Linked DNA regions of Homo sapiens: region 2 is linked to region 1. A link is an interaction called in ENCODE POLR2A ChIA-PET data of the cell type or tissue named here. Cell type or tissue: B cell. All regions are shown on one strand.

Region 1 (8,000 bases):
CTCATCATGTTTGATCTTGAACTCCTAGGCTCAGCTTCCCAAAGTGCTGGGATTATAGGCATGAGCCACTGTGCCCGACCCCATTAAATGATCTTGATACCCTTGTTGAAAATCATTTAATCATATACTTGAGAGTTTATTTCTGGGCTCTCTATTCTATTCCATTGGTCACATCTGTCTTTATGCAGAATAGACTTTTAAAGATACCATTTTAAACTATTTGGGTTATCAAATCATTCAGTACTAGAAAAAATGTGGGGAGATGAGAATTCTCACACATTGCTGGGGGAAATAAAAATTGCTATCTCCTTCTGGAAAGTACTGTGGTAATATCTTTAAAAATGTAACACATAATTTTAATGCAGCAATTTCACTTTTGGGAATCTTTTCTATAGATATAAAAACACCAAGGGAGGGAGGGGAGGCAAAAAAAATTAAACATCAATACGTAAGACTATGCATACAAATATATTTATTGTGGCATCCTTTTTTTTTTCTTTTCTGAGACAGGGTCTCACTCTGTTGCTTAAGCTGGAGGGCAGTGGCATTGTAGCCCACTTTTTTTTTAGAGACAGGGTCTTGCTCTGTTGCCCAGGCTGGTCTCGATCTTCTGGCCTCAAGCAATTCCTCCTGCCTCAGACTCCCAAAGTGCTAAGATTACAGGTGTGAGCCACTGTGCCCAGCTTCTTGTGGCATCCTTTGTAGTGGGAAGAGGCTGAACCGGAAAACAGTCGAGTACCTACTCTCTCTCCATCTTTCTTTCCCTGGAGTCACATGCATTTTAATCTCTGTTTCTTTTTGTATTTCTTCCTGAACTTGTAGGTGGACCAACAATATCAGTAGGCTGATTCTCTTTGATCTTTACATATTTCAGTGCTCACTACTGTCTCAAGCTAGAGTTTCTATTTTGTTCACTTATAAATCTACTATTAATATATTTATATTTATTTTTATTTTTAGAGAAGGAGTTTCACTCTTGTTGCCCAGGCTGGAGTGCAATGGCGTGATCTCGGCTCACTGCAACCTCTGCCTCCCAGGTTCAAGTGATTCTCCTGCCTCAGCCTCACAAGTAGCTGGGGTTACAGGCACCTGCCACCACACCCGGCTAATTTTTTGTATTTTTAGTAGAGATGGGGTTTCACCATGTTGGCCAAGCTGGTCTTGAACTCCTGACCTCAGATGATCCACCTGCCTTGGCTTCCCCAAGTGCTGGGATTACAGGCATGAGCCACTGCGCTCAGCCAATATATTCCTTTTTAATTTCAGTTTTTATAATTCCAGTTCTCTGCCAAATCTTTCAAGTTTGGCTTTGATCTCCTTAAACATAGTACACAGAGTTGTTTATAGTCCGTATCTAGTCATTGCAGAATATGGAATCCCTGTGGGTCTGTTTCTATTATCTGTTATTTGTCCTCCTTATTTCTGGTATTTTGTCTCCTTGTGTGCCTGGTTGTCTTTTTGTTTAAGCTATTTTGATTCTTGTTCCTAGAAACCTGGTTATTCTTGTACTGAACATTGTATTTGAAAGAAAATTATAGGCTGGGTGCGGTGGCTTGTGCCTGTAATCTCAGCACTTTGGGAAGCCAAGGCGGGCGGATCACTTGAGGCCAGGAGTTTGAGACCAGCCTGGCCAACACAGTGAAACCTTGACTCTACTAAAAATACAAAAACTAGCCGGGCGTGGTGCACACACCCGTAATCCCAGCTACTCAGGAGGCTGAGAGGCAGAAGAATCATTTGAACCCAGGAGGCGAAGGTTGTAGTGAGCTGAGATCGTGCCACTGTTCTCCAGCCTGAATGACTGTGTCTCAAAAACAAACAAAAAAGAAGGAAGGAAGGAAGGAAGGAAGGAAGGAAGGAAGGAGAAATAGGAAGGAAGGGAAAGAAAGAAAATTACAGAAACAATTGAGGCCTGGGATGATGTTATTTTTTCTCCAAAGTGGATTTGGTTTTACTCTTGCCACTAGCAATTAGGGGCAACTTAATGTAAGTTCAGGCCTTGAGATTTTTCTGGGCCACTTAGATGATTTGAATTCAGTCTGCAGTCTACATGAGAGTTACTTTACTTGTACTCCCTTATACCTACAATGCAGGGTTTTAAAGTCCTAGGCCAAATCCGAGGGTGATATAGAAGGGCTGCCACCCTTTATTAGTCCTGGACTCCAACTTTTGTCCCCATGGGCTCTTAAGGCTGCCAAACATACATCTTAGCTTTCTAATTACTTGTTCTGCATCAGCAAATGCCTCAGACAAAGCATCGAGTGCTAGCTCCTCACTTCAAATTCCTTACCAATCCAAAATCTTGGCCCAGTTAATTCCTCACTATTTCGTTAGTTATGATATACTTTTAGAGGATGCATTTTATTTTTCATCCAGCTGATTAGCTGTATTCAGTAGGAGGGCTGGCTGAAATTACATTGTATGCCATTAACAACAATGAAAGTCTATACAGTTTACTTTATTCCTGAATGATAAAAATCTCGTTAGCTCTAGTCAAGGGCTCATTCCTGATTTTGTGGCCAGGACTACAGAGCCATTCAATATATAGGGTATCCACTATGTATTGACTTTGGGAAGGGCAGGTTGCTAAGAAGGGGATGCAAGTATAGGAGAAATGACTGGCATCTCTTATATACCAAATTACATTCTCTTCTCTAAATATACCCTCCTATATCATATTCCAGTGCTTTTTCATATGCTATCCCTTCAGCCAGAATTTCTTCCCATCCTGTTCACCGGGTAAACGCCTGTTCCTTTTTGAAGACTTAGCTCAAGTATTGCAACTTCATCTCAAAAACAAACAGGCTGGGTACAGTGGCTCACACCTGTAATCCCAGCACTTTGGGAGGCTGAAGCAGGCGGAACACTTGAAGTCAGGAGTTCGAGACCAGCCTGAGCAACGTGGTGAAACCCCGTCTCTATTAAAAATGCAAAAATTAGCTGGGCATGGTGGCAAGTGCCTATAATCCCAGCTACTGGGGAGGCTGAGGCAGGAGAATCGCTTGAACCCAGGAGGTGGAGGTTGCAGTAAGCCAAGAATGTGCCACTGCACTCCAGTCTGGGTAACAGAGCGAGACATCATTGCAAAACAACAACAACAACAACAACAACAACAACAACAACAACAAAAAACCAGACAACTCTTCATCTGTATGCCCTTTGAAACTTGCATAAAGCTTTTCATAGCGGTTATTTTATCCTTCAGGATCGGAACTATTTTTTCACCTATGTGACCTGAGATTTTGCCAGGCACACTCAACAAATACTTGGTGAATTAATAAATGAATGAATGAGAGGGAAGAACACTAGATTAGTTTTATGAGACAATTTCCAAGTTTCTTCAGATCTTATGTTCCATGATTCTATGAAATTCAAGCTCAAAAAATAACTTAATTCACTGGTTTGTCATTCACTGGACCTTAATACTTACAAAAAATAGTTCCTCTTCCTTCTAAGAATAAATAAACAGGTGTGTAGGCTTGATGCGGTGGCTCACTCCTGTAATTCCAGCACTTTGGGAGGCTGAGGCAGGTGGATGACCTGAGGTCAGGAGTTCGAGACCAGCCTGGCCAACATGGTGAAACCTCGTCCCTACTAAAAATACAAAAATTAGTCAGGCATGGTGGCGGCTGCCTGTAATCCCAGCTACTGGGGAGGCTGAGGCAGGAGAATTGCTTGAACCCAGGAGTCAGAGGTTGCGGTGAGCCGAGATTGCACCATTGCACTCCTGCCTGGGCGACAGAGCAAGACTCCATCTCAACAATAAATAAATAATTAAATTAAATTAAATTAACAGGTACGTTTTGAGAAAGAACTGACAATGATATAATTTAGAGGCAATTTCCTAATGTCTTTTACTCTACTAGACTTGGCACTCTCAGATTCTGAACGAGTCATCAAACACATTAGTTAGCTTTATGGCTACTTCACACTTTTCCCATCTCCCTCTCCATCCTTACAAATTCCTATTTTTTTTCTTCTCACATTTTCATCCCTTTTAATTTTCTTTTTTCTCTCTCTCTCTCTTTTTCTTTCTTTCTTTATTTTATTTATTTATTTTTTTTAGACAGGGTCCTGCTCTGTTACCCAGGCTGGAGTGCAGTGGTGCGATCTCGGCTCACTGCAACTTCCGTCACCGGGCTCAAGCGATTCTCCTGCCTCAGCTTTTTGAGTAGCTGGGACTACAGGTGTGTGCCACCACTCCCGGCTAAGTTTTGTATATTTAGTAGAGACGGGATTTCACCATGTTGGCCCTGCTGGTCTTGAACTCCTGACCTCAGGTGATCTGCCCGCCTCGGCATCACAAAGTGCTGGGATTACAGGCATGAGCCACCGGGCCCGGCCTTCCCTTCTAACTTTCTATATTTTCTTCCATACAAATAATATTTATTATTATTATTATTATTTTTAGACGAACTCACCCTCTTGTCCCCCAGGCTGGAGTGCGATGGTGTGATCTCAGCTCACTGCAATCTCTGCCTCTTGGGCTCAAGCGATTCTCCTGCCTCAGCCTCCCAAGTAGCTGGGATTACAGGCACCTGCCTCCACGCCCAGCTAGTTTTTGTATTTTTAGTAGAGATGGGGTTTCACTGTGTTGGCCAGGTTAGTCTTGAATTCCTGACCTTGTGATCCACCTGCTTTGGCCTCCCAAAGTGCTATGATTACAAGTGTGAGCCACCGCACCCCCCACCATAAAAACTTCTTAATAAATTGGCCAGGATGATCTTGTTCTTCTCTTCTAGCCATCTGTTAACATTCTACTACCAGTGTTTCCTGAGCCAACCATATTCCTTGAAATAATGCTAGGTGTTCAGGGTGAAGTAAATTTAGTAAATACTGCATATTATATCCCTCTCTTGGATATAGTCATAATTCATATTAGTATAATAAAGGCCCTCAGAAGGTCTACAGTGAAAGAAATCTGCTTAATTTTGTTTAGCTTATTGTACTTAGTAAATACCTTTTTTTTTTTTTCTGAGATGGAGTCTGGCTGTGTTGCTCAGGCTGTAGTGCAGTGGTGCGATCTTGGCTCACTGCAACCTCTGCCTCCCAGGATCAAGTGATTCTCCTGCCTCAGCCTCCTGAGTAGCTGGGATTACAGGTGCGCACCACTATGCCCGGCTAATTTTTGTATTTTTAGTAGAGGCAGGGTTTTACCATGTTGGTCAGGCTGGTCTTGAACTCCTGACCTCGTGATCTGCCCATCTCGGCCTCCCAAAGTGCTGGGATTACAGGCGTGAGCCACCATGCCTGGTCTATACTTAGTAAATACTTTCTAAGTGGCAAGTTGCAATTCAAATGTCACTTTTTACATGAATCTTTTTTTTTTTTTTTTGAGACGGAGTCTTGCTGTCGCCCAGGCTGGAGTGCCGTGGCGCCATCTCGGCTCACTGCAACTCCGGCCTCCCAGGTTCACGCGATTCTCTTGCTTCAGCCTCCTGAGTAGCTAGGATTATAGACACCCACCACCATGCTTGGCTAGTTTTTTTGTATTTTTAGTAGAGACAGAGTTTCACCATGTTGGCCAGGCTGACCTCAAGTGACTTGCCTACCTCGGCCTCCCAAAGTGCTAGGATTATAGGCATGAGCCACCGTGCCCGGAATGAATCCTTTCATGACTCCCAGAGGCAGAATTCAACGTATCTACCACTGAATTCACATAGCTCAGAGTTACATTATAAAGTGCTATAAAAATAATGGTTTCTGATCAGGCATGATGGCTCACACCTGAAATCCCAGCACTCTGGGAGGAGTTTGAGACCAGCTTGGGCAACCTTGTCTCTACAAAAGAAAAAAAATTTAATTAAAAAATTAGCTGAGCGTAGTGGCGTGCACCTGTAGTCCCACCTACTGGGGAGGCTGAGGTGGGAGGACTGCTTGAGCCCGGGAGGTTGAGGCTGCAGTGAGCCATGATCACGCCACTGTACTCTAGCCTGTGTAACAGAATGAGAGTCTGTCTCAAAGAAAAAAAAAATAGTTTTCGTTAATATTGTGGTGTAATATTTTTATAGCAAACAACAGAAAAATCATCTTGAAATATCTCTTTTTTTTTTTTTTTGAGACGGAGTTTCTCTGTCGCCCAGGTTGGAGTGCAGTGGCGCGATCTCGGCTCTCTGCAGGCTCCGCCCCCCGGGGTTCACGCCATTCTCCTGCCTCAGCCTCTGGAGTAGCTGGGACTACAGGCGCCCACCACCTCGCCCGGCTGATTTTTTGTATTTTTAGTAGAGACGGGGTTTCACCGTGTTAGCCAGGATGGTCTCGATCTCCTGACCTCGTGATCCACCCGCCTCGGCCTCCCAAAGTGCTGGGATTACAGGCGTGAGCCACTGCGCCCGGCCTCGAAATATCTTAAACAATTAAGGGAATTTAGTCATCAGCTGAAAATTCAGGCAAAGCTTTGTCCTCAGTGTTAAGGCTCAATGATGTTACCAAAGACCTGGTTTCTTTCCATTTCTCCTTCTGAAATATTTGATATCCCTAAATTTGTGTGTGTGTGTGTGTGTGTGTGTGTGTGTGTGTGTGTGTGTGTGTGTGTGTGTTGGAGACAGAGTCTCCCGCTGTCGCCCAGGCTGGAGTGCAATGGCGCAATCTCAGCTCACTGCAACATCCGCCTTCGGCGTTCAAGCAATTCTTCTGCCTCAGCCTCCTGAGTAGCTGGGATTACAGGCACCCACCCCGCACCCAGCTAATTTCTGTATTTTTAGTAGAGACAAGTTTTCACCATGTTGGCCAGGCTGGTTTCGAACTCTTGACTTCAGGTGATCCACCTGTCTCGGCCTCCCAAAGTGCTGGGATTACAGGCGTGAGCCACCACGCCCGGCGCCTAAATTTGTTCTTTTGTGACGTCAGTATGGTTACAGCAGCTTCTAGAAGGGCTATCTGTGTTTTCTTCACCTCAAATAGGAAGATAATATCTCTCAAGGAAACTCCTTCAGAATAACAAGAAAGTATGCTTTCCAGAAGCCCCAGCAAAGGTCTTTTTATATCTCACTGGCCTGAATTAAGGTCACCTGTTCATCACTGATCTAGTCAATGTCTATGGGGATAAGCGTGTGCCGGGCTTAAGCCAAGTTACCCCTGGATGTAAGAGTGGAGTCAGCTTCCTTATGTGGTTACACATAAGAGAATACGCATCCTGTTACTAAGAGGAAAGAGAAAGACTGTTGGGCAGTCAAAACCAACAAAAATTCACTGCATGATGCTGACCACATTCAACTACTTCTGTATTAATACTTTGGTTAGTACACTAATGAAAATTTCTGTATAAATTAATATTCACACAAAAACTTGTACATGAACATTCATGGCATCAATATTTTTTGTTTGTGTGTCCATTTTTTAACTCAAAGACTTTGTTTTATTACAGTGCATAGACTGGGATCGATGGGAAGATGTAGATGTCGTGGGCAACCATGGTTAGCATCGTTAGCCCATCCCCATCGTCATGAATGTATCAAAGATGCCTCTACTCTGCATCATGGTTTTCCCAATGCCGCCCATCACCTCCTGATCCTGCATCCCAATCCTGAGACAGAGGGTGCTGAGGAGCACCGTGGCCACCATGGCCACTGTTCAACCCATTATCAAAGCCTATCTCCATGCAGTCAAAGCAGCCTGGCTGAGACTGTCCCTAGGGACCCACAACCACTGGCATCTCGCTCTCAGCCTTGGTCGCTCAGCTCTCCATAGCATTGAATTCATAATAGCCAAAAAGTGGAAACAATTCTAGGGTCCATCAGCTGATGGATAAACAAAATGTGACATAGCCACAAAATGGAATATTATTCAGCAATAAAAACGAGTGAAATACTGATACCTGCTATAACATGCATGGAACTGAAAACATTATGCTAAGTGAAAGAAGCCAGTCACACCAGGCCACAAATTGTGTGACTTATTTTATATAAAATATGTACAAAGTAGATTAGTGATCACCAGAGGCTAAAGGAATAGGGTTTAGGGCATGACTGCTAATGAGTAGAGGGTTTTCTTTGGGGGTG
Region 2 (8,000 bases), 130 kb before region 1:
GTCAGGTGGAACTTGCTTGGTGTATGAACTTAAAAAGCCTTTCACTTTTCTTAGCCTCTTTCTTCAACTGTAAAATGGGAGCCACATACTGACTTCACAGGCACAGGATTGTTGTAGGATTGTGATGTGCTATGTCCAGAATATAAGTAGGTACACAATAGAAAACTGTTGTTTCTTGTTTCAAATTTCACTTCTAAGTGTCCACAATGATAGCATTTTTTCTCTTTCTGCTTCTGATTTCTCCTGAGGAACTTGAGGCTTCTCTATTGTTTCCCTAAGGAAGGGGGTGAACAGAGAAACTATATATTGTGACATTAGCCTCATAAAAGCAACTGCATCTAGCCAACATCGACAGTATCATTCAACTACTACTTAAGTAGATGCTATGTGCCAGTCTATGTGTTAGCACCAGGATGCAGCAGTGAACAAAACACCCCTCCCACCACCCTCAGTTTACATTTCAGTGGAAGGTGACAGGTAAGTACAACACACAACAGGCCAGACAGTAACAAGTGCCACAGGAAAAATAAGGCAGACAAGGGAAACATAGTGGGGGGCAGAGATTGCTATTCTAAGTAAGGTGACCATGAAAAGCCTTACTTATATATTTGGACAAAGACTTGAAGCAGTCGAGGACTTGAGCCATGCAGTTATTTGGTGAGAGAGTATAAAGTACAAAGACTCCAAGGTGGAAACATCTCTATACAGTGGGGTGAGCAACGGGCAAGACAGATGGTGCAGGAAAGGTAGAGGTAAGCTAGATAACTCAGGGCCTTGTAGGCCACTTTTTAAGAGTCTGGATTTTTACTTACTGAGTCAGAAGCACTGAAGGCGTTTGATCTGACTTACCTTTTATAGGGGTCCTTTTGGTTGCTCTGTTGAGAATAGGTTCAACCAGGCAAAGCAGAAGCAGGGAGGCCAATTTGGAGGTATTTCAAGAATCCAAGATATGACAGTATCTTGAACTACAGTAGTGTGGGATTGAGGATTATTTTATGAAGAGTGCTAACAGATTGGATGTGGAAGTGAAAGAAGTCAAGGATTTTTTTAGCCAAGTGATAGAATGGAGTTGCCATTTACTAAAAGGAAAACACAAACAAAAAAACCAAAACTATGGGAGAAGCAGGTTTCTAGTGGGGGAAGACAGGACATTTTAGCTTTGGCATGTTCAAAGTAAACTTCCAAGCAGGGATGACAAGAAAGGTGGCTGAATGCTCTAGTCTGGAGTCAGGGAAAAGAGCCAGTCCAGAGATATTATAAGTGATTAAGTTGGAGATTGCCTCCAGATAAATGGTTGTCTTATTTTGGAATATAGTAAATAAATGACAGGGTCCAGGAATGCCACTATTTAGGGGAGATCTCACACTAAGGGAGGTTTGCAAAAACAGGACTATCCCCCTGCCCCCCGACAAAAGGTCAAGTTTTAGTTTGAAAACAATAAAAAGCTTCACAAAAGTCTTACCAAGATTTAATGTACATTTATTCTTAACACGTGGAACATATAGTATAAAGATTTCATACTGAATAAATGATATTCATTAAGCCAAAAAAGGAAAAAAAGGAGGAATTTACATCAAGTTTTAGCTACATTGTTGAAATACAAATATGCAGATTTTATCACTGAAAAAATCTCAATTGTGTTTCTTCATCAGAACTTCAACTGAACCTAGAACTTTTTCACACCTCGATTAGAAAGAAAACAAAACAAAACAAAAACCCAGAAAAAAATAAACTATAAGTTGATTGGCTGCTGAGACAGCAAGGACTTTTTACAGAGACCTGTACAGCATCGCACCAAGAGGGGCGATATCTGGCAAGAGATTAAATAGCTGTGTCTCGCTTTGTGCAGGTCACCAACTTGTTAACTCGTCATACTATAAAGGGGTAGCTGGGAGGAGGACCAAACTGTGGGGATCCAAGGGTATGTGCAATGTACAACGTCATATATATACACACGTGGCAGCGTAGCCGCTGCAGCTAAAGGTTAAAACCAGTTCTAAGAGGTGATCTCAGGGTTATTCATACAATCAAGGAGGAGAGAAAGAGGTCAGGGTGTTGTAGGTTCACACATGATACTTTGGGGGAAAAGCCTTTTTTTTTTTTCTCCTCAACGTTTAACTAAAAACATTTTTAAAAACTACAGCTTGCTGCTGACCCAGCGTTTTCTGTTTCCATGTGAGACATTATTATTACAGTATGTTTACAGTATCAGGTGTACAGTACAGTACATGAAAGGGTCTACACTCTACTGCACAGGCCTCTCCAGTGAACAGGGTCTGTTCACAACTGCGAACTTCTTGGCTCCTGCAAGATTGTGAATGTACAACAATAAACCACACACAGTTCAGCAGTCACCTTTTTTGTCCTTCAGAATTTTTTTTTGTATTTTTTTTTTTTTTTTTTACCATTAAAAACAGTTATGAAATGTGGCATCCCGTTGATGCAAGGACTGGGAAAGCCATTTTTATTTTATTTTTTTTCCCCAAACTCACTGTAAACAACAGTAACTTTGGTTAAAATAAAAAAAGTCTTCTATGTAGGCAGAGCTTTGTCTTTTCAAAGAGGGTGGGGTAGGGTCCTGAGGGGAGTAAGGTGAGGACAAGGAACAGAAAGGCGTGAGGTGATGGAGGGAGGGGAGGTGGAAGGAGGAGAGAGAAACAGGAGAGACTTTTTCCCAAGGGAGAAGCTGGACAGCACAGGGTAAACTGGATTCTGAGGTGGTTTTGCATAAATAAAGGGCAACAGTCAGTTTCTAAGTTCTCCACACACGCACACACACACGGGGGGGGGAGGTGTCCCACGGCTGTCATGACTGGCCAATCAAAAACAGTACATCACAAATGACTTGTGAAACCAATGAGTTCATCAACGGTGATACCGAGATGTCCAACAGCCGTGATTCGTACAGAGTAAACTCTGAGTGGTTCTCGTCCACCTTGGCCAAGGCAAGCAGCGCGCGGGCAGCCCGCCGCATCATGTCCACACTAGTTGGCTCAAAGGGTGGGTTCTGCATGTGGAGGAGGCTGGCCTGGCTCTGCTGGAACTGTGTGGCGGCAAGGCTGTCCTCTAGGAAGCCCAGGAGGTTGCCGATACTGCCCTTCTGCACTGCAATGGCACGAGCTGCCAGGCTGTCCCCCTGAGCCAGGTTGGCCAGCAGTACCACAGCCATCTCCCGGCACACCGGGTTCTTTCGGTCACTGAGGAAGCGCACCATAGTGCTATACAACTTCTCCAGGCGGCTGAAGGGGGGTGTGGCCAGAATCAGGTCCACATTGTTGTCCTGGATGCTGAGTTTGCTGAGGGTTTCCAAGACCAGTCTCTGCGGGGAAAGGACGGCATTGGGGCCCAGGGTGGAAAAGGGGTCCTGGGCTTCAGCTGAAGGGCAAACTGCCCAGTGTAGGAGTCCGTCCAGGACAGGCAGGCAAATGCTCTCGGGGTATGGAGATAGGTCCAACTGCCCCGAGATGTTGGCGAGTGTAACCAAGGTGTTTTCCCGGAGCATCTCCAAGCAGTCCCACCACCACTCCACTTTGTTGCAGCTCACCCCTTGGTCCTGTTCCTCCTCCTTTTCATAAGTTAGTGGTGCCTGCTTCCGTTCTGGGTGCTTGTGGTGCAGCAGGATCAGCTTGCCCAGGATGAGCAGCAGCCCTGGGTGTTTGGACATCTCAAAGTCATTGCCTGGCACAAATGACAGGCTTCGAATGGTATTGGACACACAGACGCAGCGCTTGGCAAGAGAATCCTGCCAGTCCAGAAGGGTACACAGTGGGGTCTCATCCTTACTGTGGGGTTCGTCCTCTAGGATCTTGATGTTCCGGTGGCTCTGTGCTGGGCTAATGCCAAATGGAAACTTGCTGCTCTCCTTGATGGCCTCTGAACTCTTAGCTCCATCCTCGGTCAAGGTGCTAGACCGAGTAGACAACATGTCATCCATAGTGGCTGTGATCCGTTTTTCTGGAGGTCCATCAGGTGGGGGCCCCTCCTGGTCTGTTGTCCCTGGTGTACCCTCTGCTGTTGTCACATGCTTCCGAGGGGCTGGTGGGCAGGGTGCGTGAGGCCGGGAAGGCAGCAGCTCTGTCTTGCTCTCGAAGTGGGTCTGGATATGCTCAGTGGTGTCCCCCCCACCAATCCGCCAGTGCAGCAGGCCACTGTCAAACTCCTGCACACGCCCAAGCTTATCTGAGCAGTCCACCACAAATGGATCATTCTTCTGTACGATCTTTACTGGAAGCTTGTCAAACTTACTGATCAGCTTCTCCTCACTATTCTCTGAAGCTGGCTTGTCCTTGCCTGAAAAGGCTATCTCCTCATCATTTTCAACTACTTCCTCTTCTTCTTCCTCTTCTAGTTTAGGACCTAGAAGTTCTTCTTCTTCTTCCCCACCCTCCATGGGAGCTGGACTAGACACCTTGCTGAACCTCCCAGGATCCAGTAGCGTTCTCTGTCCTGGGTCACCCACCTCATACTCCTTTAAAATGCCAAAGATCTCAATCAGGCATCGTCGGAAATATTCTACAAGGAGCTCTAGCAACCCTGGGAGCTAAAAAGAGAAAGAACAGGAAATAAATTAAGGGAGAAAAGTGGCCTAAGAACAGAATTATTGACTTGAGAGACCTCCCCAAGTCTTCTGTATCAGTTGGGAGAGGCAGAGTTGCTCCTTTCCCAAAGGTTCTCCACAGAGCAAATTGTTCATCTTAATCTCTTCTATGCCCAACACAAAGTTCTTTCTTCTGCCCAACCTACCTTCACGTAAGCCTATCTCCAGGAACACTAGCCAACAGCTTTGCACCTCACCCACCAGGGCCAATCATCTCTTAGCCTTCTCTTTTCCCAATTAATCTTCTGCTTTTCTTCACCAGGCCAGTTTTCAACCTGGTGGTCATTGCCATTATCTCTTTTAGGACACTCTCTCCATCTCACTGCCAAGTGGAACCCAAGCTTAGGCATGGTGACTTAAGCTAAGAGAAGAGAATGCCATGTGGGCAGATGTTCATGGCTCTCTTCTCCAAGCTCCCCACAAGTCCAGGGGGCTGGAACTCCATGGATCTTGCAGCATAAGGAGTGGGACGAGGCTTCAGCTCTCCAAACACTGGTCCAAGCTGGTGCTACAGAGACCCAAATTCCACCTTGGATAATATATAGGCCATTTATTTACCTCTAGAAGAAAACACTCCTCTCCAGTCACAATCTTTGGCTGAACAGTAGAGCAGATGGAAAAAAAAATAAGGGCTTTCGAATTAGATCTAGGGGCTGGAAGCAGTGGCTCACACCTGTAATCCCAACACTTTTTTTTTTTTTTGAGATGAAGTCTCACTCTGTCATCCAGGCTGGAGTACAGTGGTGTGATCTCAGTTGGCTGCAGCCTCCGCCTCCTGGGTTCAAGCGATTTTTCTCCTGCCTTAGCCTCCCAAGTAGCTGGGATTACAGGCGCCTGCCACCACATCGGGCTAGTGTGTGAGAGTGTGTGTGTGTGTATTTTTTTTTTTTTTTTTTTGAGACAGAGTCCCGCTCTGTTGCCCAGGCTGGAGTGCAGTGGCACGATCTCAGCTCACTGCAACCTCTGCCTCCTGGGTTCAAAGTGATTCTTCTGCCTCTGCCTCCCAAGTAGCTGGGATTAGAGGTGTGTGCCACCAGGCCCGGCTAATTTTTATATTTTTGGTGGAGATGGAGTTTCACCATATTGGCCAGGATGGTCTTGAACTCCTAACCTCAAGTGATCCACCCACCTTGGCCTCCCAAAGTGCTAGGATTACTGGCGTGAGCCACTGCGCCCAGCCTAATTTTTATAGTTTTAGTAGAGATGGAGTTTCACCATGTTGGCCAGCTGGCCTCAAACTCCTGACCTCAAATGATCCTCCTGCCTCGGCCTCCTGAAGTGCTGGGATTACAGGCGTGAGCCACTGCACCCAGCCAGTAATCCCAACACTTTGGAAGGTTGAAGTGGGAGAATCACTTGAGCCTAGGAGTTTGAGACCAGCCTGGGCAACACAGTGAGACCCTGCCTCTATAAAAAAATAAAGAAGTTATCCGGGGCCTGGAACGGTGGCTCACACCTGTAATCCTAGTACTTTGAGAGGCTGAGGTAGGTCAATCACTTGAGCCCAGGAGTTTGAAATCAGCCTGGGCAACATGGTGAAGCCTCATCTCTCAAAAAAAAAAAAAAAAAAAATTAGCTGAGCATGAGCATGTTTGCACGCACCTGTAGTCCCAGCCACTTGGGAAGCTGAGGTGGGAGGATCACCTGAGCCTCGGAAGTTGAGACTGCAGTGAGCTGTGATTGCACCACTGCACTCTAGCTTGAGTAATGGAGACCCTGTCTCAAAATAAATAAATAGCTGGACATGGTGGCATTTGCCTGTAGTCCCAGCTACTCAGGAGACTGAGGCAAGAGGATCGCTTGAGCCCAGGAGTTTGAGGCTGCAGTGAGCCATGAGGGCACTACTACACTCCAGCCTAGGTGCCAGAGTCTCTTAAAAAAAAAATTCTGGCTTTTCCAGGAAGTAGCTGTATAAAATGATAAAAATTCCTAAACTTTACAGGGTTGTTCTGAGGTGTAAATGGGAGATGTCAAATACCTGGCATATGAAAATTGCTCTATCAAAATTTTTCCTTTCTCATGGTAGGCAATATTATGCAATGGAAATAAAATCAGGCTTAGGAATCAGATAGATTCTACTGACAGCTATGTGAACCTCAACAAGGATAAGACTGAGCCTATTTACTCATCCCTAAATGGCCATACCTCCTACCTCTGAGGGCTGTTGCTAGGATGACATGAAACAAAATATTAAGGACCTGGCACAAAATAAGAGCACGATAAATGGTAACTATTAATAAGTCAGCTCCTTGATATACAGGTTGGTAGGTACTAAAGATGATCAAAAGAAAAAGAGTAGGATGATGCAGCACAAACTCTTTCCAGCACCTCCACTAGTGTGCACATCCTATGGAGGGTGGGTCTGAAGAATCAGCTTTGTAAGAATATTGTAGGGCCGGGCGCGGTTGCTCACGCCTGTAATCCCAGCACTTTGGGAGGCTGAGGCGGCTGGATCACGAGGTCAGGAGATCGAGACCATCCTGGCTAACACGGTGAAACCCCGTCTCTACTAAAAATACAAAAAATTAGCCGAGCGTGGTGGCGGGCGCCTGTAGTCCCAGCTACTTGGGAGGCTGAGGCAGGAGAATGGCATGTACCCAGGAGGCGGAAGTTGCAGTGAGCTGTGATAGCGCCACTGCACTCCAGCCTGGGCGACAGAGAGACTCAGTCAAAAAAAAAAAAAAAAGAATATTGTTAAACAATCAAATCCCCCATCCACTCTACATCTAAGGAAAACTGGGATCAACAAAGGCCCCTACTGTTCAGAGAAGAAAGGGAAAAATGGAAAAAACATACTCTGCTCACTGATAAAAATTTGACCACAGATTCAGGCTGGGCCTGGTGGCTCATGCCTGTAATCCTAGCACTTTGGGAGGATCACTTGAACTCAGGAGTTCATGAACCTCGGCAACATAGTGAGACCTCGTCTCTATTAAAAAAACAAAAAAACACAGATTCTTCTAGAAAATGTGGTGTCCCCACTGGCATCGATTGAATCTGAATTCTTACTAATACCACAAAGTGTCTCCCAAATTCCTTTTGAAGTCAATCCTGTGTTAAGGTTATCATGTAAACAAATTATTATTGCTGTCAAAATCCTGGGCCCGTGCCCAGAGGCAAAGGAAGCAAAGTACTGGCATGGAAGATATCTACAAGAGAGAAAGAGAAAGACCAAGGTGGCTAAAGATGAGACATTCCCATTGTCTACACTAAGAAGATCCCAAACCCTCTCAATCTTCCCCAGGCACTGATACTCACCTGACTGAGGTTGAAGGTCATGATGCTGTTGTCATCATACAGCAGGATGTTGATGGTATCTAATGCCCATGTGCTCTCTGCCAGGAGACCAGACTTGAGGGACATCATTACCCGCCATGCCTCCGGGGTTCCTGAAATAAACCTC

Evidence for each region. ChIA-PET counts read pairs that join two places held together with the same protein. Peaks named below come from ENCODE experiments on the same cell type or tissue, not always from the same donor. Only the 100,000 strongest peaks of a DNase experiment are listed, where the experiment ranks them.
Region 2: POLR2A ChIA-PET joins it to region 1 with 7 read pairs; 4 of 35 experiments call an interaction of 5 or more read pairs at or near these places.

The regions. Positions count from the first base shown.
Region 1 is chr1:26,647,100-26,655,099 of GRCh38, reverse strand. No RefSeq gene overlaps it. Among named protein-coding and RNA genes, the nearest start is that of ARID1A, 45 kb to the left of the region's middle. In B cell, no CTCF peak of the experiment used is centred here; no DNase peak of the experiment used is centred here.
Region 2 is chr1:26,775,563-26,783,562 of GRCh38, reverse strand. ARID1A (AT-rich interaction domain 1A) reads right to left here. Exons shown (of 20, transcript NM_006015.6): 19 at 7,856-7,986; 20 at 1,459-4,540. The coding sequence ends at 2,807. Among named protein-coding and RNA genes, the nearest start is that of PIGV, 8.4 kb to the left of the region's middle. In B cell, no CTCF peak of the experiment used is centred here; no DNase peak of the experiment used is centred here; H3K27ac peaks cover 2,027 bases.